Regions from separate parts of the Mus musculus genome. Here regions 2, 3, 4 and 5 are each linked to region 1. Evidence: chromatin loops called from intact Hi-C (ENCODE). Cell type or tissue: heart. All regions are shown on one strand.

What was found. A loop is a pair of places that touch in the nucleus more often than their neighbours do. Peaks named below come from ENCODE experiments on the same cell type or tissue, not always from the same donor. Only the 100,000 strongest peaks of a DNase experiment are listed, where the experiment ranks them.
Region 2: a loop joins it to region 1, with 3 times the contacts of the local background. A loop is called at or near these places in 3 of 42 quality-filtered maps.
Region 3: it touches region 1 in a loop (9-fold over the local background); 19 of 42 quality-filtered maps call a loop at or near these places.
Region 4: a loop joins it to region 1, with 9 times the contacts of the local background. A loop is called at or near these places in 19 of 42 quality-filtered maps.
Region 5: a loop joins it to region 1, with 5 times the contacts of the local background. A loop is called at or near these places in 3 of 42 quality-filtered maps.

What each region holds. Positions count from the first base shown.
Region 1 is chr2:46,442,223-46,447,222 of GRCm38, reverse strand. It overlaps Gm13470 (predicted gene 13470), which reads left to right and starts at 4,318. Exons shown (of 3, transcript NR_166211.1): 1 at 4,318-4,573. In heart, CTCF peaks have their summits at 1,681 and 3,100 (motif pointing right); DNase peaks (open chromatin) are centred at 1,732, 3,472, 3,962 and 4,482; H3K27ac peaks cover 1,744 bases.
Region 2 is chr2:45,512,682-45,517,681 of GRCm38, reverse strand. No RefSeq gene overlaps it. Among named protein-coding and RNA genes, the nearest start is that of Gm30792, 23 kb to the left of the region's middle. In heart, no CTCF peak of the experiment used is centred here; a DNase peak (open chromatin) is centred at 2,641.
Region 3 is chr2:45,108,220-45,113,219 of GRCm38, reverse strand. It overlaps Zeb2 (zinc finger E-box binding homeobox 2), which reads left to right. Exons shown (of 10, transcript NM_015753.4): 1 at 1-397; 2 at 3,063-3,204. The coding sequence starts at 3,132. Zeb2os (zinc finger E-box binding homeobox 2, opposite strand) reads right to left here and starts at 2,082. Exons shown (of 3, transcript NR_110572.1): 1 at 1,918-2,082; 2 at 227-377; 3 at 1-121. In heart, a CTCF peak has its summit at 92; DNase peaks (open chromatin) are centred at 2,029, 3,069, 3,739 and 4,459; H3K4me3 peaks cover 5,000 bases; H3K27ac peaks cover 5,000 bases.
Region 4 is chr2:45,115,310-45,120,309 of GRCm38, reverse strand. It overlaps a transcript of Zeb2 not described here. Among named protein-coding and RNA genes, the nearest start is that of Zeb2, 4.5 kb to the right of the region's middle. In heart, a CTCF peak has its summit at 2,543; DNase peaks (open chromatin) are centred at 2,969, 3,579, 4,019 and 4,429; H3K4me3 peaks cover 2,536 bases; H3K27ac peaks cover 2,154 bases.
Region 5 is chr2:45,574,850-45,579,849 of GRCm38, reverse strand. It overlaps Gm30848 (a long non-coding RNA gene), which reads right to left. Exons shown (of 3, transcript XR_374345.3): 2 at 769-836. Among named protein-coding and RNA genes, the nearest start is that of Gm30848, 4.6 kb to the right of the region's middle. In heart, no CTCF peak of the experiment used is centred here; no DNase peak of the experiment used is centred here.

The sequences.
Region 1 (5,000 bases):
CATTTCCGATGCCCCTTATTAATGTTTTCCATAAGGAAAACTACATTTCAGTTGTCGATACTTCACATAGTATTTCTCCCTCTTAGTCTTTCAAATCTGATCTCAATTACTCACTTAACAAACGGAAATTATAATTTTCTGTATCCTCTATGTTCAGGTGCAAAATTTATAGCTCTTGATCTAGCGACCATGTCCAAAGGATGAAAAGCCAGACACTTGTTGAGCAGCTAAGCCCCTCCTGGGTCTCAAGACAATAGGAGCTAAGACATAACAAGACTGGACTGTGACATAAATCCCCAAGCCCATCATGTATGAGAAAAGCATCAGGAAGATTAGAGAAGAGTGAATGTCATGAGAGACATACTTGACCCAGATGGACTGAAACCACCTGATAGATAGGGCAGCAGAAAATGTTCACCAGCCCTTTCCATTTCTGCACTTATCTTTTGATTCCATTTTATACTTGATTCCAAATCACAGAGACACAAATTGCTTACCAATAGAGTTCTAATTTCTGACTAACATAAAACTTTACAGAAGTAAAGAAAGGCAGGACAGGACAAGAAAGTGGTTTCCTAGAAGAGAAGAATGTTCCATGTCAAAGGGATTTAAACGGAATTAAGATTTCCACCACCACAAAATCAGAGAAAAAGAGGAAAATTAAGTCTATTTCCAATTCTAGGCTGAACGGGATTCTATGATGCTCAGTGTAAGCAGAGCAGCATCAGTCCCACTGAGAAAAGGCAGGATATAGATAGTGCAGGAAGAATTGGGCTATCCCTGAAGATGCAGTGGGAACAGGGATAGTGCCAAGTGCACAGACCTCAAGGGGATCACCCTTACTTTCTGACTTGTATCAACACTGAGAATTGTTAGAATTCTGTCTAAGCTCTGCCCCACAGGTATGTGGCAACAGCCAGGTATGCCTGACTCACTATAAAAGGGACTGCTTACCGCCTTATTCTTCTCTTGCTCCTCTCTTGCTCTCTTGCTTTCTCTTGCTCTTGCTTTCCCTTCCTCCTTCTCTTCCCATTACCTCCCCCCCCCCTCCACATGCTCATGACTGACCTCTTCTCTTCTCTTCTCTTCTCTTCTCTTCTCTTCTCTTCTCTTCTCTTCTCTTCTCTTCTCTTCTCTTCTCTTCCTCTCTTGCCTCCTCTCTCTGTCTCTGTCTCTGTCTCTGTCTCTCTCTCTCTCTCTCTGTGTGTGTCTCTCTCTGTCTCTCTCTCCCTCTCTCTCTGTCTCTCTCTCTCTCTGCCTTTTGCTTACGTGCAAAACATAGGCAACCATAGTTATCAACAAACCTACAAAATGAAAAAAATCAAAAGCAGAGGAGTTTTATCAGTGAAGTGAAACAAACACAAAACAACCTCCCTGAATTAAATAAGTTTATCTCAGACAAGTGGAGAAAGACAGACTAGCTGATCAGCAGTAAAGTAAGACCAAAGCTCAGCGTTTTCTGCTGTGTCTTTTAAAAACTTAGTTTTTAGTTGAAACTTCTCATTTGATATCTCAGCAATGTGGTGAGCACCTGTATTTGACTGGTATACTAAAATCAATGCTGTTATAAACCTGGTCTACAAAGGAAATTTAAATAGAACCTTGCTGTAAATGGATCTTAATACAATTGTAGATTCTCAATTGGTTATGAATACATAGTTCTTTCCTGAGGAGCAAACTTCCCACGCCCCAGAGGAAGGAATGTGACACCCTGGGGACACCACAGAACTAAGTATGCACTGGCTGAGCTCTGAGGCCAGGGGACTAGCAAGTAGCTGAAAACTCTCCCTCTTTAAGTGCCTCTGAATCCCACAGACTGTCTCGGAGAAGGGACCCAAAAAAGACCGGGCTGCATACTGTCACAGCAGCATAGATTCCCAGCCTCTCCATTTTCTCTGTCCTCTTGAAGCAAGTATGTCTCCCCTTAAAAAACAAAGAAATGATGTGACCATCATTTCTTCAAAACTCACATCAACTCTAGAAACAAGATGCTGATGTTTAAACTTTAATAAGTACATGGTTGAAATTTTAGCAAGCATTGGTTTTAAAGGTCTACCTGGCAGTAGAAATTGAGAAAAGAGTTTTCAGTTCAGGCCTTCTGAATCAGTGCCTGCCAATTTTGCCCTCTGCGGCTCCGTGTTTCTCTGTGGGTTTTTACTTTACAGTTGCTAAGGATAAGATGTTTGTGGTCAGAGTAGTTTAGAATAGATTAGCTGGAACACAGAGTGACCAGAAAGGGTCTCTCTCTCTCTCTCTCTCTCTCATCACTAACAACAGTCAACTGCATGGACACATTTTCTGCACAAATCAGAAACTGGATGGCCTCACGTTTCATTTGTAACAGCCAACTTGTCAATGGATGCTGTTAGTGCATATGTGCCACAGGCACTTGAGATGGAGTGGCAGGCAACCCCAGGTCAGCGGGAGAAGAGTAGGCATTGGGTGGCAACAACTCTCAGTCATTACTGACCTGGGCTCTATTCAAACCAGTGACCTAGAAAAGAAGGGCTCCAAATCCCATTACTAACTCCACTAGCCATCAAGTCTCTCCTATGGCCTGGATCTGTTCCCAAAACCCAGGTCTCCTGTTGAAATAGCATTAGATAGCAGCCACTGAACTGGCAGACATGGCTCTGAAAAACAAAGTGGGGAGTGAGAGGGAAGTATGCCTGTATGGAGTTGGCTTTAACACCCTCGATAGCTTTGCAGCTGCCCTTAAACCTTAAAGTCTGGACTTTAAGGCAAATGGTGAGAAGGGAAAACAAGACCCGTGTTCATCTGAACACGGCCTTGGGCTTTGTTCTGTATGGTTGAAATGCACATCCTTCCAACTGAGGAATAATAAAAGGAGGCTGAAGAAAATGAGAGGGACAGATTGAACATTGAAAGATGGAGAGAGGCATTACTTGTGCTTTTCTCTAACCCTGTCATCAAAAGGACAACTCATTCTCTTCAGGAAAAAAGAAAAAGAAAAAGAAGAAGAAAAGAAAGTAGATGGTTTGTGACTTAGATGAAGCCCCTGTAAAGCAAAAGGGACTAAAGCCTGTAAACTTCTGTCCTGCATTTTAAGTGAAAAGCTCCAACTTTTCAAACAGTCCTGTAGGTGGAGCTGCACTCTGCATTTCTAAGATCCCTGCCTCAACAATGAAGCAATTGTTTCCTGTCTCCACTTTGCAACTGCCGCCTCTTTTGGTTCTTTCTGGTTGCATGTTCTATTTATTTTAATGTATACCTTTGTGTAAAGCCTGTCTCTGAGTGGCTAGATACCCAGTTGATATGTGGCCTTCTTGGGGGGAAAGGGGAGTGCAGCCCATTCCCATGACATCCTGAGGCTTTGTAGAGCCAAGAAAACCTTCTCAGGAACACCTAATCCTTGGGCTTCATCCAAGTACCACAATCTCTCTGTACAACTGACATGGGCCACGTGGGACCCTTGAGAGTTTTAGGTGTGTCTCTCTGAAGTCAGCGTCGGCCAAGCATGAGGCAAATGTGCCCGACCAAAGAAAATAAATTATGTGGACTCCAATTTTCAGCAGTTATGAAGTATTGAATTACACACGCAAAGAATTCACTCTGGGATTAACCCTTTGGAATCGAAACACAATCTTCTCCCTGTGTCTACAAGGGAGCATGCTCTGTATAAGGCCAGCCTTTTCAAACACAGAGGTTGGGGCAGCGAACACAGAGGAGCTCAGGCACAGGACACATACTTGGTAAACTGTCCCTGAGACACAGGCACAGGGTGTGTGTCAAGGACTCTGCTCTGTCTCAGGCTCTCCTTATCTCTATATGGTTTAATGGCTGTGTAAACTTGAGGGGTGCATTGTAAATACCACTTTAGCGTTTAATCAGAATGTTTTAGAATACTTCCCAGAGCCTGAGGCTGCTTCCCTGCTCAGATTAGGGAAGTGGTTAAGAACCTCTGTAAGCTGACTGCAATCAGCAGTCCAGGGCTCCTGAAACGGCATTTGTCCTCCATGACTCAGGAGCAATAGAAAAGGACATCCTGCCCTGCCCTGCCCCGTCAAGAATTCCTGGTCCCCACAACCCACTGAAGCTGTTAGTACATGCTGTGGCTGCAACTTAACACATAAACCTTGTTGCACAAAAACAAAACACTGTTTATTTCCCCTTCAGAGCCATTTATTTACCAAATGACCAGAGAAAGCAAATGTCCAACAATAACAGGAAGAAATCAATCTTGAAGAACTTAAAAAAAAAATCTTTAACAAAGTTAACTTTTCAGTGAGCCCTGTGTCTGAAGTACAAGAACCAGGATTTACAGAAATATGCATCCAGCCACTCCCTCAGCGACTCAACTCCAAAGAGTGTGAGCTACGGGAAAGACACACATTTAGGGACGAGCAAATTATGTCTCCTTACTGATCTGTCGCTTTTCTTCCTTACATGCACTCTTGGAAGAAAACAAAACTGTGTAATGATATCCCCAGTGGACACTGTGGAAGCCATCCAGTTGCCTCATTTTAACCAGTGAAGAAACTTTGGATTGGCAAAGGTTCCAAGAGTAACTACGAGCCACAGAGCCAGGACAGAAAGCCTCCCGACTCCCTGTGTAAGTGGATGTTTCCAAACCTAATCTCTAATTAGAGAAACATGTAGTTCTTCAGGTCTCTGATGCTTGTGTTTGTTACAGCAATGATATCTGTCCTTTAAAATACTTGCTATTTGTGCTGCATGGAACACTTCTTATTGCATGTAAAGTTGGCTAAGACGTTTTTGATGATGTTTGTGTGTGTGTGTGTGTGTGTGTGTGTGTGTGTGTGTGTGTGTGTGTGTTTCTGGTGTTTGAGAAAGAAAGAAACAGATTATGAGAATCAGAGAGCCATAGAGACAGGAAAAAGATGAAGTTTCTGACATCATGTGGTCATTGGGTGGAGTAAGTAATAAAAGTAATTGCTAAGCACTGTGTAGTTAGACTGCTGTGTACAGTTAAATCAGGGCGAACCAAAACTTTCAAATGTCACAAGGTCTTTATTTTC
Region 2 (5,000 bases), 930 kb after region 1:
AAGAAAGGAAGAAAGGAAGGAAAGAAGGAAGGAAGGGAGGGAGAGACAGAGAGAAAGAAGAAAGAAAGAAAGAAAGAGAGAGAGACAGAAAGAAAAAATAAAGAAAAGAAAGAAAAAGAGAGAAAGAGAGAAGGGTGAAGAAGGAAGGAAAGAAGAAAGGAAGGTAGAAAGGAAAGAAAGAAGGAAGGAAGGGATGGAGGGAGGGAGGGAGGGAGGGAGGGAGGGAGGGAGGGAGGGAGGGAGAGTAGATTTCAACTAGTTAAGTGTAAGACCAGAAACCATTTCAACAATTAGTTTCTATATTGGTCTAGCCTGGTTTCGTCTGCTCTCAGAAACCCTTCACCTACTTGGTTTCTTTCTTCAGGGATCTTCAGCTTAGACATGGGATGAAGCTTAGAGTTCTGTAGGAGGAAGCTTCCCAAATATGCCACTTCTGAATCCAGCATTTAGAAATGTGACATGTGGGGGACAGCAGTACATTTGCAGACAGACCTATGGTGGTTGCCTTTCCTGCTACCACTACCTTGTTTGCTTCACAATTGTGTAAGGAAACACAATGCAAAGCAACTTAGAGTCAAACAATTCTAGCCTCACCACCATAGGTTCTTTCCTTTAGCATGCACGGGGACGGGGGGCACAATATTGTGCACAATATCTTCTTGCCACCTTTATTTCCTAGTCTATAAAATAGGAATCAAAATAATCATGATTCAATGGAAATACAATGAGATAGCACATGCAAATTCAGATTGAAAAAAATAACACAGCTTCTCCAACATGAGTTTCCAGTTAGTTGAGTGGATACAAACATTATCTTCTCAAAGTTGATCACAATGTAGGAGAGACAGTTCAGCAACAACCATGGGCCATTTCTATTTCCCCAAAGTGCACAGTGTTTAAAGACTTGACATTATGAAAGTATATTGTCTTCATTAATTTATGTTAATTTTTAATGTTGGTATGACTCTATTGCATAATATATACAGAAGCCTCTGTGTATGGTGGTATGCATATATACATGAACACATGCACTAAAAACACATAGATATTGCAGGGTGAAAGAGTTTTGACCTCCAAGAAAGCAGATTTTCATTAAAGTCTTAATCTAGGACATAATACCAAGCATTAATTGTAACAGTGGCTACTTTTAGTTTAATAAGAAAAGAAAAAAATTGCTTAAAAATGAATTGTATATTGAAATTAGCAAAAAAATCCCATTCTATATATATTTATTATAGTGTCTGAAATTAAACTTTCTAATTTTATAGTTACACACACTGGAATGGTATGTGCAATGTACACTTATTTTCCTTTGTATCTGTAAATCATGTTTTTGCTTTGACATCTATCAATTTCCTGTCAAAGCTAAGAGCTTATTTCCTGTGGGAACAGATCCTTATGGGTCTAACATCAGATACCTAGATGGGTAAGTTGTATGTTTGATGCATGGTGACATTAATGTAATATTATGATGGATATCTATTAGCAGGTACATCACCCGAACACACACTCTCTGAACATCTTTGACAGAGGCTGCCCTTTCCCTGTCTGTCAATCCACACTAGAATCATAAGAATGAGCAAATGTGACAGAAAAGGGCTATACCAATTATAGATGAAAGGATAGCATCTACTCCCACCATTTGATGTGATTTATTTGTTGGTCCTTCTGCATTTGGAGGCAGCACACTGCAGCTGTTTATGAAGTGACAAATGGTACCCAATGACAGTGAATGACTTCTCTAATCAATTTAACATGTCTAAATAGTGATCATGAATTGTGGGATTTGTTGAGTGTCTGTGAGTACAGAAATTACTGAATAGTTTTCATTAAAACATATATTTCAAATATACACCTGGAATAGTAACATCAAAGATAACAGAAATAAGAATTTTTAATATAAGGATTAAGTTTTCAGGTGTGTTTTAAGTCCAGTATTTTAAACTTTTCCTTTTTTTTTTTTAAAAAAAAAGAGGTGTTAGTTTTTTAATAAGAGAAGTTTATGGGTTTTTTTTTCTTTTTTAGCTTTATTTGATAGAGGAAGGTCATAATTATCTTGGGTGGGAATATAGTGAAATTGTATAAAGTTTTGGTGGTTTATTTTTCCAAATATCAACTTAAGTTTAAGTTATTATCTAACCCCTTTTAATAAAACTCTTTTGTTATAAATGAATTTATCAATGAATCCACTGTGTACCTTTTATATTTTCTTGAAAACTATGTACTACGAGAGGGGTGGATTGCACTATCAGAGTTATTTCCCTGAACACTATGCATAATTGTTTGAACTTACACATAATTCAGACAAGTTTTTTTTCCCTCTTATAGATAACTAGTATAACAGAGGAAGTCACAAGCTGGGATAACTTTACACAAGAGTATTCACGTATTAATTTCAATTTGTTAGGAGTAGGTAGTCTTTTACATACTCAATACAAAGCACTACTGCTATAAGCCAAGAATGATTTTCCCCTATCTCTGTATTATTCAAATTTATTAAACAATATTTCATGTTTGTTTGACACAATGTCAAACTTGGGCTCCTAAAGAACTGCGGCAGCTTTGGGGCTGTTATGTTTTCTTGGACTTTAATCATTTTTGGCAAGGCTCCACTTCCTGTCAGAAAGTGAAACAGCTTTGGAATGTCATTTTCCCGAAAGAAAACAGAGAGAATCTGAGAGGAAGTTCTCCTCCACTCCAGATCCCCTAAGATACTCAAACACACTCACAGGAGGGCTGGAATACATCAAACATTAGCAGAGGGAAAAGGACACAATTTTCCCACATTAAAATACATGGATAAAGTTGAACTTCTGCTAAAAATAGTTCCCATGACTAATCCTATTAAGTTTAAAAAATTGGGCAGTATCCTCCTTGAAGTGGAATGACTCTCTACCATCACACTCTGCTGAGCCCACCACTCACCCTGAAGCTAGCAGCCCTTCAATATTAGGCCCTCATCTTTCTGTTTACAATGACATCAGACTTAAAGAGGACAGAGTAAGAATGAGAGAGAGAGAGAGAGAGAGAGAGAGAGAGAGAGAGAGAGAGAGAGAGACTTTATTCAACTCTAAGCTATCAAAGGACACCAAATATAAGATATGAGGATCAAAATTATCTCAGTATGCCAAAAATTCTAAAGTGCAATATACATCCTGTACAAATCTACAACATTTTCCCACCCAGTCTTAGACTCCCTGTGTGTCCCCAGGGAGCGATAACACTGCAGAAAGCAAACAAAGATTACTCCTAGCTGTGCCACTTCAAGATGAGAAATGTTGGATGTGACTTGAAGTAGAAAGATATAAACATCTCTCCTCTTTTGGAATTGCAAGCCCCTGGTTTTTGCATGTGAAAGTAGCAAACGAAGAGAGAAAAGGAAGGACTGAAGAAAAAATCACTAAAAAAGGCTGAGCAAGTTGAAAGGTTCTAACCCAAGTTGAGTGCTGTTGTATTCTAGTGAGGGGAAGCCAACACATACCCACCACTTCTGAATTAACAATGATAATCGATACTTTTCTAATCTTTCAGAAAGGGCAGTGACAGGAATATAAAGGAGCTGCAGAGAGTGTCATTCCATACTATGATATTGACATATGTTAGCTAAGTGATTAACAATAGAGAGGTTCAGCTATAGTGAAACCTGAACCCAGCTGATGCCATTAACACATACATCTGATGAACTCTACAGACCACATTAAACAGAGAGAGCACAACGACTATAGGAGAATGGCTTTTAATGAAATCATGTCTAAAAACGGAGGCTGATAAATGTCATCAAGGAGTTCTTTGTGGAACCGGGAGACAGTGACAATCATGCAGACAGTAATTTGAAGAGAAGAACAGGTAACACAGTCCCAAGTACACTGAGATGCCTTAGAGCTTATACACTTTTAAAGCAAAGTGGGTCATCTTTAAATACTGTATTATGATACTAAATAAACAAACAAACAAACAAACAAACCAGTTGATTTAGAGTTTTCCACATTGGCACTGAAGTATGCAATCCTATAAATTCACTATCATAAAACAAATAGTTTTTATTCACTAAATAGTACATATTTGAACCAATCCATAATTTACAAAAGTAGGTCATTAAGTGTTGGATGTATTGCATATATGTGATGCACTTCCTATGACTGTAACCTAGAACTCCATCCATAAGGGCCACTGAACAAAGGGTGTGCTCATCTATAAGCTAAGCACGTTTTTCAGTTTGCCTTATTTGGAGGACAAGTTCCAGCTTCACGGTCACCACACAAGTGAGACCAAATGTTATGACGTTTACGGATGGAAAGAAACTCTCCCAAGTTACAGACACAGGGAGACACAGAACTGAGGATGTGGGAGTCACTTCTAAACTGCCTGCATCGATCTCCAGCTCTGCTACTTCATAATTAACACAGGTACCCTCTTAATCTTTGTCATTTGGGGATTTGTCAAGTCAGGCCCTAAAGAAGAATGTGAGGAGTTAAGATAGAACAGGAATGAGTGAAAAATAGAGGAGAATGTATTTAATTCTTTTAAGCATTGATTTTGAAATTCCCACAGTGCTGAACTGTGGTCAGTGTGTTAGTTAGCTGGTTTGGCCACTGCCTTCTATGGAGATCTGGGCTTCATCCTTAGCCTGAACCATCTCACAGTGAATCTGAATCATCATCCCTTGAGACCAACAAGATCCAGAAGTCTCTATCTAAATTTGAGCTCTCACAAAGTTGTTTTTTTTTTAACAAAGCCTGTGTGTCACTAAGCAGATAATTAAATTAAACCCCCAGTCTATAAAGCAGGAAGGCTTCATACCTAACAGGCTACAATTTTGAACTCCATTTATAAAAAAGTCTTGGGACAAAGTGACATAGGTAAGAAAGCTTTTGATTTCTACTTTTAAAGAATCACAATACATTTGTTATTATCATTTTGTGACACTGTATACAAGCAGGATCCTGGCCTATATGTATCAAAATTCTCTTGCGTTCTTATAAAACCATAAACCCATCTCT
Region 3 (5,000 bases), 1.3 Mb after region 1:
ATCCTTTCCCAGAGAGAAACTTGGCGATCACGTTTTCACATGATGCTCACGCTCAGGGCGCTTCAATTATCCCTCCCCACAAAGATAGGTGGCGCGTGTTTCAGGGTCTCTCTTCTCTCCCCTACAGAAAAGAAAAAGAAAAAAATGTCATTAGAAGAGGCGTAACACGTCAGTCCGTCCCCAGGTTTGTGTTTCCTGGAGTGGCCGAAAAGAGATCAGTTCTAACCTGCTCGGCAGGAATAACGGTCCTGCCTCCAGACACTCTTGGCGAGGTTTTGTTCAGTTTGCTCCGGGAGCTGTTTCTTCGCCTCCACCTTTTTCTCCCCCACACTTCGCGGCTTCTTCATGCTTTTTCTTCTCACCATTTCTGGCCAAAACTACAAACAAGACTTCACAGGTAGGTTTCCCACCCCCCCCTTCTTTTCCTCCTCTTTTTATCCTTTTTTGGTGCTCTTGCCCCCCACCCTCCCTCTCTAATTTTCTCATTTTGAGTGGGAATGTTAGTCTGAAGTGAGCCGGGTGTCTCTGGACAGGAATTTCAGGTGGTTTTAGCTCTTTGGTGGCAGGCTTTCTTTTCCCAAGAGTGGCTTCTTTGCTTTCTCATGCCTTCCCTTACTCTCTCTTTCCTTTCCTCTCCCTTTTTCCCCTTCCCCCAGTAATTCGCCCTGTACCTGTCCATTCAGGTAACCAAAGGTGTTTTTTGCTACATAGTCTAGGAAAAGTTTTGTTGAGAACTGAATGGCTGGGGTAAAAAACTCATCAAGTGGAGAGTTTCTACTGCTTTGTTCTCACACCGACTTTCAATTCATTATATCAAGCAATTAAAACTTGGCAAATACCTGTTAATAATTATAAAACTTATTCGAGAAAGACCTACCAAATTCGGGAGCAAGTCCTTCTCTTAGATCTGGCAGACTAGTCTAACCTTTCCCACCGGAGAAGGCTGTTTTCTAAGCAGAAACTTGACTGTTTTTGTCTGCCTAGCGAGTTTCATTTCTTTATTTCATTCTTTGTGTGTGTGTGTGTGTGTGTGTGTGTGTGAAGTAACACCTCACTTCTGTGATTATAAATAAAGAAGTGAAAGTTCTCTTGGAACTTGAGTCGTTTACCAAAGTGTATGGGAGAGGGGGGGTCGCAACAGCTGGGAAGAAAACTGCTGTCAGGATAATAGGGTTAAAATTAGGGTAACTTTTGATATTTTATTTTAAATGACCAAGTAATATACACATCGATTTTTCATGGAACTCCTCTCTCTCTCTCTCTCTCTCTCTCTCTCTCTCTCTCTCTCTCTCTCTCTCACACACACACACACACACACACACACACACACACACCACACCACACCACACCACACCACACCACACCACACCACACCATTCCAGACTTTGGGACTGAAAAGTCGGAGTTCAAGAGTCACAGGCACAGTGCTGAGCTCAGCTAACATAAACGTGTTTATCTCCCACCTACTTACATGTTTCACATGCTAACCCTGTAATGATGAGGGCAAGATCGCTTACTCCAGAGTTAAGACTAACATTCACAAATAAAGTTTACAGCACAAATGCCATGTCTTTCCCTCACACACACACTGGCTCATAAAACTAGCAACTTATTTTATTAAATATATATTTTATATGCAGTGGTTTGTAAGTCTCAGCAGAAATACAGACAGACAGCTGTTTCATCCCACAAGCTTGTGTGACCATTTCTTTATTCCAGGACCCCCCCCCCCCAACAATTTCAAATTAGTAGGACAGATCAAAAAATGATATATTTGTATTTTTTTTTAATGTGTCAAACTGGAAAGCCTACTCTGTATGCCTAAGTAAATTTAAAGTGCTTCCTACAACACCCACTTCCCCTTCTCTCTGCCCCCCTTCACCCCCGCTCAGCAAATGTGCGGAAACTGATACTCACTTTCCAGGTTTTCCGCAAAGCTTGTGGCACCGGAGACAATAGGTGCAGGGTGTAGGGACTGGGCGTGCTGGGCGGCAGAGAAAGGGTTAATGGCCCTTGTGTTACAGTTTGCATCTGTTACATCTTTTATAGCCCGCTGTTTAAACTAATCCTCGAGGCACAGCGTCTTCCCACCCCGCGGAGTTTCAGGGCTCTCCTCTTCTCCGGCCTGCCTCCGAGGTTCCCCTTCTCCAAGTTTTGACAGTTTGAGCTGAAAGAATGCAGCGCCTCCCTCGATTTTTAGGTACAAAAGTTTCGAAGCCAAAAAGGACACGATCATTTAGAACAACTTAAATAGTGGCCACGGACTTTCTCTTTCCTTTCTTGAGAGGGGAAGAAAACAAAAACAAAAACAAAAAACAATCTACTGGAAGAATTTAAGGAAATCAGTGTGGGGAAACGTGTGTATGGGGGGGGGGGGCTTAAGTAAATATTGTCCAAGTGGTGAGGTTGGGGGAGGAACAATGTCCAGAGAGGCTTATAATTATATTTCTTTTGCCGGGTAAAATGGGAAATCTTAATTTGGGGGCGGAGGGTGTAGGGAAAGAGACAGTGCCTCGATAAACTCCAAAGGGGAGGGGAGGGGTCGCGGGGCGAGTGGGCTTCCTGTAATTACTATTATCAATTTACCCGAGTGTGCTTCATCCAAGGGCTGTTTTGCGTTGTTTGTTACTTTTTTCCCCTCTTGGGAATGGGGGGGTCGGAGGAGGGATGAGAAAAGATGAGAGCGAAAGACCCCCTCTCCAAGTTCCCGAGCCCGGCTGAGGACTTTTCTGAGGAAGAGGTCCGCCTAGCCTTGAGTCAAGCAGTCTTACTGTACCGCCGTGTGCATTCCCTCATACGGTCAGGAGTTATGACTCATTTTGAAGATGTAATTCTTGTCTCTGATCCCCTCGCGAGTGCAACACACCAAACAGTAACAACACAAAGCGCCTCGGGGCCAAGGCTGGGGGTGGGGGGCGGGGAGGGGGCCGCCGAAGTTTCGCTTTGGCGCTGGGGGCGCGGATGGGTGCTCACCCGGGCCCTGGCCCGGATCCCCTGGGCGGCCCGCGCGCGTTTCAATGGGCGCGGACGATGCCCACATTGTCGCTGTGTTTGGTTGCTAGATCGAGCCTGCGTGCTGCCGAAGCAGGGCGCCGAGTCCATGCGAACTGCCATCTGATCCGCTCTTATCAATGAAGCAGCCGATCATGGCGGATGGCCCCCGGTGCAAGAGGCGCAAACAAGCCAATCCCAGGAGGAAAAACGGTAAGAAGAGGCCCGAACCAAACTTTTCCGGGCCACTCGGCGGCCCGAGACCAGGGGGAAGGGGGGGACAGGGAGAAGGAAGCCGGTGGCGGCGCCTGGGGCTCGCGGGCGAGCCTCCCTCCGCGGCCAGCGCCGGAGCCCCACGCGCGGCCGCTGGACCGGGGGGGAGTTGAGCAAGTGCGGGGCCAAGTGAGCGCCGGGCGCCGGGGGTGGGGGTGGGGGGCTCGGAGCGCTGCCGATCGGACCTGCTCCCCACTCTGCGGCCCCGGCACCCCCGCTGCCTCCGCCCTCTCTGTTCCCCGGCCCGCAGGTCCCCGGCCCCGCGGCAGAAGCGGCCGGCTAGGGCAGGGCGGGGGCTCCGGCGCTCGGGCGCGCTGGACCTCGGGGCGCGGGCGGGCGAGGGTGGCAGGAGGGCGGCGAGGGCAAGGGAGGGGACCCGAGGCTGCCTCTCCGCCAGCCTCAAAGTTTCTTGCTGGAGTCGCTGGGCCGCCTCTCTGTGCGCCAAGTAACGGTTCGCGGGGCAGCGGGGCCCTGGCCAGACGCGGGGAACCGGGGGGTGGGGGGACAAGAGGGACGAGCCGGGAGCTGCGGACTGGGGACCCGGCTCCTCTGCAGCAGGCTCGGGGCCCGCTGCGGGCCAGAGAGCGGGGCGAACAGAGACTTTTCCCGGCAGTTGCTCCTCCACTGCCGGGAGGAGCCCGTTATCCAGGCTGAGTCAGGAAGGAGGAAAGAGATGGGGGTGCGAGGGAACAAGCAGACCAGAGGTGGCAGATTAAAGGGGTGTGTATGTGAGAGTTTAGGTCCATTTTGGAAACGGGCTGTGTAAAAGTGTGTAGTGTGGTGTGTGTGTGTGTGTGTGTGTGTGTGAGAGAGAGAGAGAGAGAGAGAGAGAGAGAGAGAGAGAGAGAGAGACCCCCTAGGTATTACCCTCAAACAAAATCGTGGGAATAAAAGAGAAAAGTGATTGGCAAGTGCGCAGAAGGCGCTTGGGGGAGGGGAGAGAGTTGGGGGACGACAGAGGGTGCAGGGGGTGGATGCTGACGGAGGATACTGAGTTTTAAAGGGAAAAAATGAAAAGAAACGGGGGGGGGGACAGCCCCTCAAAACAAACAAGCGATCCAGCCGCGCCAGCCCAGAATCGGAAAGGAAACTTCATTCTCCTTTCGCTCTCAGCCCGCTTACCGGGCGCGGGCAGTCTAGACGCTTCCGAGCTGGGCACTAGGGTGATAGCACACACCCGGGGATCGCTCCCCAAGCCCGCGCCTGATGGGTACTACTCAGACCCACTTGGAACAACTTTCCACCAGAGAGGACAATTGTGCGCTCCTCTAGCCTGCCCCAATGCTGCACCGCATGCAGAGGGTTGGGGGGTGGGGGGAGTGCAGTGTGGGAGTTTAGGGTCCTGGAGGGAGTAAAACACAAAGACTAAAAGATTCTGTTTAGAGACAAATAATCTCCCTCTCTCTCCTCTCCTGTCTCTTAGCGTGCGTGCCACTGTGTGTGTGTGTGTGTGTGTGTGTGTGTGTGTGTGTGTGTGTGTGTCTTTTGCTTTTTGTGGTGGAGGTGGGGAGCCATATGGGTGATAGAGGAATTTTAGTCAAAAACTGTTCGTTATGTTGCCCTGTCTTTCCTCTTTGTGCTGTCTTTGATCTGTTTGCTTGGCTTAGTATTACAAAAAAACAAGGACAATAATATATTCCAAGCTGGTCCCCAAGATTCCGTTCAGGCTGCCTCTTTTTAAGTATGTGCGTGTGTCTTTCTTTTAATTTAATTTTTTTCTTCATTGCTGCCTGGCA
Region 4 (5,000 bases), 1.3 Mb after region 1:
AGTACCCAAGGAGCTAAAGGGAACTGCAACCCTATAGGTGGAACAGTATGAACTAACCAATACCCCCTGGAGCTCCTGTCTCTAGCTGCATATGTATCAGAAGATGGCCTAGTCGGCCATCAGTGGAAAGAGAGGCCCATTGGTCATGCAAACTTTATATGCCTCAGTACAGGGGAACACCAGGGCCAAGAACTGGGAGTGGGTGGGTAGAGGATTAGGAGGGAGGGTATGGGGGACTTTTGGGATAGCATTGGAAATGTAAATGAGGAAAATAACTAATAAAAAAAATTTAGAAAGCAGACAATTAAAGGACCCTTTAAGAATGATAAATAATTATAAATGCTCCTAAAGGTCTTAAAAGACAACAAAAAGCCTTTAGTGTTCTGACTAAATATTGAAGGACTTCCCATCCCGCAATTGCACTGATTTTTCAGCTTTGCATCAAAAAGAAACTCTGGCCTTGTGGACATTTAAGAGAGTAGGGGAATTCATTTTCCAGTTTATAAACTGACTTTCGTCCCCACTGTAGATGCTGGAGCAAATCTAAAGCTCGGGCCACAATAACCGACGGGAATGTTGGTTATCATTCTGAGTGGTCTCAAAGCAAAGCACTGTGACAGCCAAACTCCTTGTCTCCAAATCTGTGAGTTTGTCTCCTTTTACTCTTGACTCTTACTTAAGATCGCTTCTGGGCTTTTGCACATTTAACCTTTAAACTCAAAGACAGTATGTGATTACAGAACACAGGAAACTTCACATTCAGACATTTGGGCTAAATTCCTTTTCAAAGGAATCTGATATTTATAACCAAATTAGGACCACATTGAATATAATAAATTAACTGCTGAATTAGCAGAAAGAAAATGCTCCATTTATTTGTACGTTGGTGGCTAGGCATCCTTTGGACAATCCTAGAAAAATCATAAGTAATGATAAATCCTACCACATTCGAAACTACTTGGTACTAGCTTTATCTGGCCTGGATGTTCAATACTGTTTGTCCAAAGGTTCATTATAATAAACTACAACACAGCAAAGCTTCATGCTTTACTTCAGTTAATTCTGAGGGATAGGTGCCGTTAGTGTACCCACTGGAAATAAACAAGTTTAGAGTAGATTGCTTGCGATCATGAAAAGAATAATTACATAGACATTTGAACTTCAGCATCATAAAAATAGAATGGACAGACTTGCTTAATCATTTTTAAATAACTTCAACCATCCTACGCATTAATAACTAAAAAATGAAAACTTATCTAAATATCAAACTTGAGTTGTTTGTCAAATGCCTCATATGCCTGCTTATGCTATAGTAAATCAACCAAGAAGTTCAATGACCACATTTCAGTAAGGATATATGGTGCATAATTAGTGCACGTATGTGAATTTAGGAAGAACGGTTACTTGATTTCACATAGAGATCGTTTTCCTAATTGTACAGCTGCCATGTGTTTCAATGTGCTTGCTACATAAATGTTTTACAAATTGTTAAAAAGTTTTATGGATCTCTAGAAAGAATATAATAGCATAACAAACTTTTACAAGTGCAGAAAATTTTACATTTTAAAATATCACTTTATTTCTTTGTCCTGAAAGAATGAATCTTTAAAAGACACATTTTTAAAAATCAAGCATTAGATATGCAAATATGTGTTCAGATCAGAGATACCAAAATTATTCAGATGATTAATTATTCATCATAAAATGTCAATTAATAATTATGAAGCTTAAAAGGCATCTTTCTAATGCATCTTTATTTTTCTTGGCCTAAAAAAGGGGCTTAATGTACATGTTCAATTGACTTGTAACAAGTTTTAAAAATTCAGTAAAGTAAACAAATTGTAAACAAGAGCAAGCTCTGATTTTTAATAGGAGAGCTACAAATGTGTTACAAGTGTAGGAAAGAGCAGTAATTATCATCATCAGGAAAAGTGTAAGTGTAGCCAATCTGTGGCATCGGACTTCTCACGTTCACTCACCTGCTAGGAAATGGACAGCAACCTGGCCAGGAAAGCAAGCAGCAAACCCAAGGTGTGGATCTGCTGCTCAGCAATTAAACAGAATGCACAACAGGCTGCTTCTCCCTGAATTGATCAGTCGATGTTGGGGGGGGGGGGGGGCAGACAGACAGCTTTGGGAGGTTTTGGTTTTGTTTTGTTTTGTTGGGTTTTTTTTTCCACTTTCTAATAATCATGAGAAGAAAACCCAGTTTGTTTCTTGAATTTACCTACTATTATTTCTAAAGTCTGATAAGCATGATTAAAATAATTTATTTATAAGTACGAACAATTTGCATATTGCCTTAATTATACTGATTCTCGTTGTCAAATACTTTCGTATTTTTTCCAGAAAGATTATATCTTTTTTAAAAAAAATCTGTGAGAGCTGATATAATAATAGAGAGTAATAAGCTGTTATAGTCATTGAGATACTCATTTATTTTCATTATTATTTTACTTTTTCCTGACACCTGGCGAACTTGTCTCTTAAGACCCAGGAGTTATTTTAGTCAGGGTGTCCCTGACCTCCTGCTGGTAGATTAATTGCATTTTAAACATTGTTTTGAAAACGAACTGATAAATCTGGACGTATAAAGTAGGCACCAAAAATTTTTTTACAAAGAAGGTAAATTGGGGGGAAATGAGATTGCAAAAGAAATATAGAAAGAAACGAGAATGTAGAAAATGCAATTACGACAGAATTGCAAGAAAATCTGGATAAAGGGCAGGGAGGGCTGAAAGGAGGGCAAGAGGAAAGGGAGGAGGGAGATTTGGGTTTCCAATCCCCAGGCGAGGCTGTTGGCGTCCGCACCCTTAATGCCCAGCCTTCCAAGTTAAGGCGAAAGCCACCTCCTCGGGCCTGCGTCGCATCTAACTTGCTGCAAGTTTTCTGGTGACTCCTCCAGAGCCCCTTTTCTTCCACCACCACCACCACCCCCCTTTTGTGAGACTGACAGTCGCGTGGAGGAGGCTTTTCCAGGCACAGCCTTTCTCATGATAATCAGCCCCCTGCATCACCTCCCGGCCGCCGCGGCTTCCTCGCGGAGCGGGGCTCGCGGACCCGGGGGACCGGAAACAGGGCGGCGGGCGGGGAGCAGGCCGGCGAGCCAGGTCAGCTGACCGGGAGCGGGGCGGGGGTCGCGCGGTACCAGGGCGGGGTCGGGTGTTGCAGGGGGGTGCGGGCCGCCGATTCCCCCCCCCCCCACGTGCTCCGGGACCGACAGAGGGAGCGAAGTTCGCGGGGGTGGGGGGGTGGGGGGGAGAGCGCCGGGGATGGGGGATCTGTGAGCAGACCTGCTTTGCATCAATAAATTAAGATGCTCATTTGAGTCCTGAAGTTTGCTGGTTCCTGTCAGTAGAGACGTTGGCAAACACCCCCAAAGCCGAGATGAAGCCTTTACTTCAAATAAAATAGGAAAATAAAATCCTCAGCTGGCCGCCCCGCTGGGGCCAGGTGACGTGCGAGATTCCACAGCCCGCGGGCCTCGCAGCGGGGAGGTGAGGGACGGTCGCGGGCTCTCCGGTCCTGTTTTAGTTTTGTTTGAAAAGGGCTTCTCTGAGATGCTCCCGATTTTTTTTTTTTAAATAGGCTTTCCCCTCCTATCCTAGGCTCAACTCCGAATGGATTGGATTGCGAGTTTGCACGTGAGAAAACCGTTTGGCTTTGCCTAGACCCCGCCGTGCCCTCACACACCTAATCCAGGGGTCCCGGGTATCATCAGCCTTTGCTCGCAACTCTAAACGAAGTTAGGTTAGCCACGTCCTGCATAGCACTACAGGATTGAAACAATTCCTTTAGATGAAAGACCAGCTCCATTTCTAAACCAGAAAAGAATCCTTTTTTTTTTTCCCCTCCACATGGTACAAAATAAACACAATTTGCTTTAAAAAAAAAAAAAAATCATTAGCTGTGGCCAAATTCGAATTCTTTCTTCGGCTTGTGTGTTCAAGGGCAGAAAAGAACCTCTTCGGGCCTCTGGGCCAGCAGGAGTGGGGGTGGGGAGCGGCTGTGAAAGTTAAGGAAATTGACAGACTGAGAGGTGAATGGGGGGACAGGCTCCGGGTCTGGCTGCCGGGAATTGGAAAACAAAAGGGTGTCCTCCTCACCCTGCCGGGGGTGGGGGGCTTGGGGGGGGAGTCCTAAGAGGAGCAGTTGACTTTATCCAAGGAAAGCCTCAAGAATTATTTCCCCTCCAATGTCGATGTCAATATTATTTCACATTTGCATGTATCTGTTGTTTTAATCCCCTTCGCCTGCGCTAATCTCGAAGTGGATTATTAACGGGAAAACAGTCCAAAAAAGGAGCTAGTCCTCCTTCGCTGGACTTGTTTTGCTGCGTGAGGAGCCTCAGAGCTGTCCCTGGTCCCCTCTGGACTTTTCGTCCTGCGCTCCTGTATTATGTGGATCCCACGGTCCCCATTGTCCCTGACCTGGCCCTGGAACTGAGGGAGTGTTCCGAACAAATTTATATTCCAGCTTCCTCTGATTCCGCTGCTTCTGCGATGGTGGGAACACTCTCTCGCTCAGAAGCTTGGGGAGGGGCGTGCCAAGCAAGGGCAGTGGGCAACCTAGCCCCTCTCTCAGCCCTCGCGATCTTCCCTGTACCACTACCCAAACGTCCACCTCCATGTGAACCTAGAAAATTGAAGTTGGTTTTGTTTTGTTTTGATCTGTTTTTTTTTTTTCCATACCAATATATGGGAAAAGTCGAAACTCAGTGCTAACTATTGGGGGCCGCCTTTTGGCACTGGAGAGATGAATGAGTCTAAGGTAATCAGATAATTAGGTGTTTTTAATTGAAATAGTTAATGGTCTATTTTGTCAGATCTGAAGTAAGAAGATATTTTATATCCATGATAAGGTCAGAGGTTTGTAGCTATTTGTTCGACTTGCCATATAGTCTCATTGTGCCTTTGCACTGGTGTGTCTGGACTAAAAAGACGTCCAGTAGCTACCTGGGTGCCTGCAGAAGGGGCTTGCCAATAGTCACTCCGTAAAAC
Region 5 (5,000 bases), 870 kb after region 1:
TCACCCTGCCCGCACTTCCATACTGAAATACTGAAAGTCTATGAGAATATCTATTCATTCATTAAAGGACTCAGGAAAACAGCAGAAGTTAAGTGGCTTAAGAAAAAAAAAAATTCTGTCCACAAATATAAGAAAAAAGTCGCTAGCAGCTAACAAAAATTATCCAAGGTAATAAGTCAGATTTCAATAACAACTATTTTGTGAGAAAGTTACTGGCTTAGGAGATTAATAAACAATAAAAATACATTCTGATTTCCATGTGAAATTACATATTACATACTCACATTTAAAGTAGGGATTTGCTGCTGTTGTTCAGTCATGGTATAGTTATGTCTTGCTGAAATTTTCACATCTTATTTGTAGCATAAAAATAATTTGAAGTCAAAATTGCCCTTGAAATTTTTTTAAAGTGTCTCAGTAATACTAGTAAAAGTGAGTTTTTACAACAGTATGAAAAGAAGCATTTTGTCTATGTTTATACATTATATTAAGCAGCTTGGATTCTTGAGAACTACATTAAAAATATGAAAACAAATCTTAAAAACAAGATATACACTCAGCTTGACTAAATGTCCAAATCAACATGAAAAGTAGGAACACAGCAAGAATTGAAACCAAGGGGCATTGATTTGCTATTGTCTATTTCTCCCCACCTCTTTCAATTCTTCTATCACTTTGTTGTATTCTGCAAAGACTATAAAAGTTAAATTCATCTCATATAAAAGGAACTATAGCCATTTGATTATTGCTCATTGAGATATTGCTCACCTGATACATAGAAACATATATTGTAGTTCTTCAGATTTGCTCAGTTTTTGAAGATGTAGTAGTTGATGCTGAGAGAGGGAGACAGAAAGATAAAGTAACATGAAAATGGAAGAGAGATAGCATTTGCCAATATAGTATAAATATACAAACACATCTCAATAATCTAGAATTGAGATTGCAATAAAACTTACATTTAATAAAAACCAAAAATGAAGTTGTAAGTCAGCTAGTTAAGAGCACAAATAACAAAATTCATATTTAATAAAGACCATGGATTGAGTATGAACCAAAGAGCAACAGCACCAGTGCTGTAAACCTTTGAAGGGTATAAGAGGCTAGTGAAAAACAATTTACTTCAAATAGAGAAAATATTTTTTAGGAACCTTTTTAAAATGTATTTTATTTTATTTAAGTTTTGCATGTGTGCAGTTTACTTGGAGATGGTAACTTACCCCTTCTAAGATAATTACTCTTTTTATATATTTGAAGGCCAGGATTGGATGTCGCCTCACATAGCAGAAGTACTATCTCTAGTCTCTACCACTATCCATTTAGTGAACATACAGAGATGCTTGCTTTGTTGACTTGCCTGATGGAGGAAGGGAGTAGTGAGAGAGACCAAAGTAATCCTGGAATCAGGGATGGGACACATCTCTGAGATGAACTACAAACCTAGTGCAACAGAAGCTTCCAGGAATCCTTGAGAGTTACCCTAGCTAAGACTTCTAGAAATGGGGGGTACAAATCCTGGACCAGCCTGTAACCAGACAAGACTTCCAGTGAAGGGATTGGGGTACCAACCCAAACAAAACTTTCAACCTACAATTAGCCCTACCTACTAGGTGTGCTGAGGTAAAGATGGCACAGAAATTGTGGGGGTGGCCAACCAATAATAGGTCCAGTTTGAGACTCATGCCATGAGATTCCTCTCATGCCATCTCCTGACATTGGTCAGAAGGCCAGGAACCAGAAGCTGACCCAGGAAAGAATGAATCATGATGTCTGCTAGGTCCACTTGATTCATAATGTCTGTTAGTTTCATTATTTCTGTTTAGTTTTTGTCTGAATGTCCTGTCAATTGGTGAATGTTGGGCATTGAAGGCTCCCACTATTATTGTGTGGGGTTGGATGTGCAATTTAAGCTTTAGCAGTGCTTCTTTTACAAATGTAGATGCCCTTGTATTTGGGGCATATTGTCCAGAATTGAGATATCATCTTGGTAGACTTTTCTTTGATGACTATGAAATGTCCTTTCCTGTCTCTTTTGATTAAACTTGGTTGAAAGTCTGTTTTATTATATGATAGAATGGCTATTCCAGCTTGCTTCTAGGGTCTGTTTGTTTGGAAAACTTTTTCCAACCCTTTAGTCTGAGGTAATGTCTACCTTTATAGCTAAGGTGTGTTTCTTGTATGCACAAGAAGGATGAATCTTGTTTTCGCAGCCATTCTGTTAGCATTTGTCTTTTTTTTTGGGGGGGGGGTTATGTCCATTGACGGTGAGAGATATTAATGACCAGTGTTTGGTATTTCCTGTTATTTTGATATTGGTGGTGTTTCTGTGTGTGTGTGTGTGTGTGTGTGTGTGTGTGTGTGTGTGTGTGTGTGTGTGTATTTGCTGGAATGGAACTACTTATTTCCAGTGTTTTCCTTAATGAAGTTATTCTTCCTGACTTGAAATTTTCTTTCTAGTATTTTCTGTATGTAGGATAGATATTGCTTGAATTGGATTTGTCTTGAAATATCTTGTTTTTTCCATCTATGGTGACTGAGAGTTTTGCTGGGTATAGTAGTCTAGGTTAGCACCTGTGGTTTTTTTTAGAAGGAAGAATAAAATAGTCATAAGAGGCAGAGGAGAGGAGGGAACTGGGAAGGAAGGGTATGGGGAAAGGAATAGAGGCTCAGGATCAGGTGTGGGGAAAGCTAGATGACCATGAAAATCTACAACTAATGGAGATGATGAGGTGGGGGGACATCTTCAGGATGAGATAGAGACCAGAGATAAGGGAGGTGCCCAAGAATCAATGGGGTAACCTTAGCTATGACTCACTACATTGGGGATATGGAACCCAAAGTGTCCACCTTCTGTAGCCAGGCAGAATGATAAAGACACCAACATACGAACAAAACTTTCAACTGAAAGTTTGTCCTGTCTACAAGAAATGCAGACACAGGAGCTAGAGCAGAAACTAATGAAATGGCTAACCAATAACTGGCCAAACTTGAGACCCATCCCATGAGCAAACAATTGTCCCTGACACTATTAATGATACTCTGTTATGCTTGCAGACAGGAGCATGTTATCCTTGAGAGGATTCACCCCGCACCTGACTAAGATAAATATAGACACTCACAGCCAACAGAGGATGGAGCTTGGGGGCTCGTACAAAAGAATAAGAAGAAGGATTGCAGGCCCCAAAGGGGATAGGAACTCCACAGAAAGACCAACAGAATCAACTAACCTAGACCCTTGGGTCTCTCAGAGACTAAACCACCAACCAAAGAATATACATAGACTGGACCTAGGCTTCCCACACATATGTAGCAGATGTATAGCTTGGTCTTCATGTGAACCCTGAACAACTGGAGCCAGGGCTATCCCAAAAACTCTTGCCTGTCTGTTCTTCTAGCTGGGATGTCTTGTATGTCCTCAGTGGGAGAGGAAGTGCCTAGCCTCACTTAGACTTTATGTGCCAGAGTTGGGGTATACCCAGGGAAAACAACACCCACTCAGAGGAGAAGGGAAGGAAGGATGGGGGAAGGGTTGTGGGAGGAGGTGGCCATCAGGGGCCAGTGAGTGGGATGTAAAGAAAATAAGTTAAAAAAATAAATTTAAAAAGAATAGAAAAAAGAAAAAAATCAATGAAATGAATACTGATGATATTCTGATATACTCATAGAGTGGCATCTTGCTCAATTGCCATCAATGAGGCTTTGCCCAACAACTGATGGAAACAGATGCAGACTCACAGCCAAATTTAAAGTGGAGCTTGGGGAATCCCTTGGAAGAAGAGGAAGGAGGAGTGTAGAAGACAGAAGGGTCAAGAACACCACAATAAAGCTCACAGAAACAACAACTTGAGCTTGTATGTGCTCACAGAGACTGAATTTCCAACTAGAGAGCCTGCATGGGCCTGACCTAGACTCTTCTGCATGTATCTTACAGTTGTGTAGCTTGATCTTCTTGTTGGACTCCTCACAGTGGCAGCAAGAGTTGTCTGTTATTCTGTTATCTTTCTTTGGGACTCTTTTCTACCTACTGGATTGATTTGTCAAGCCTTAATAGAACCAGTACAGGGGAACGCCAGGGCCAAAAAAATGGGAATGGGTGAGTAGGGAAGTGGGGGGTGGGAGGGTATGGGGGACTTTTTAGATAGCATTGGAAACGTAATTGAGGAAAATATGTAATAAAAAATATTTTAAAAAAAAAGGAGGTACCCAGTCTTACTGCAACTTGATATGTCATGGCAGGTTGATATATATGGAGACCTGCCCTTTTCTGAAGAGAAATGGTAGAGTAAATTAGTGTGCTCTGTGTGAGTGTGTGTGTGTGTGTGTGTGTGTGTGTGTGTCTGTGTGTGTGTGTGTGTGTGTGTGTGTGTGTGTGTGTGTGTGTGTGTTGGAAGGGGAAGAGTAGAGGGAACAGAAACTGTGGCCAGGATTAAAATAATAAAAGTAAAATAGAAAACAGAAAAAAAAAATTGGTAACAACCTTTTTTTGTTGTTGTTGTTTTGGTTTGGTTTTTCAAGACAGGGTTTCTCTGTATAGCTCTGGCTGTCCTGGCACTCACTCTGTAGACCAGGCTGGCCTCGAAATCAGAAATCCACCTGCCTCTGCATACCAAGTGCTGGGATTAAAGGTTTGTGCCACCATGCCTATTTTTAAATAAAGTCATCTGTAATTCAAGAATCTTCTCACTATATGTAAGGATGTCTTATTTTCCCTAATCAATCAAATATTTCTAACATTATCTATCACCATATACAACTAATCAATCAAAACAGTATATAACCAATAAATGTAGATTATATAAAGTCATCCTAACTGTTCTAATAATCATATCTTAAAAACATAAAAAACAAGGAAATCAGTTGTAATAACTTTTTGTTTTTATAATATAGGTGTATAACACATATGAGGTTTTGCATTCTTTCATAAACTATAGAAGACATAACAGTCTGGCCATTTTCTAGGTTGCTTAAGTGAAGCAGTGGTCATATCCACAGAGGTGTTA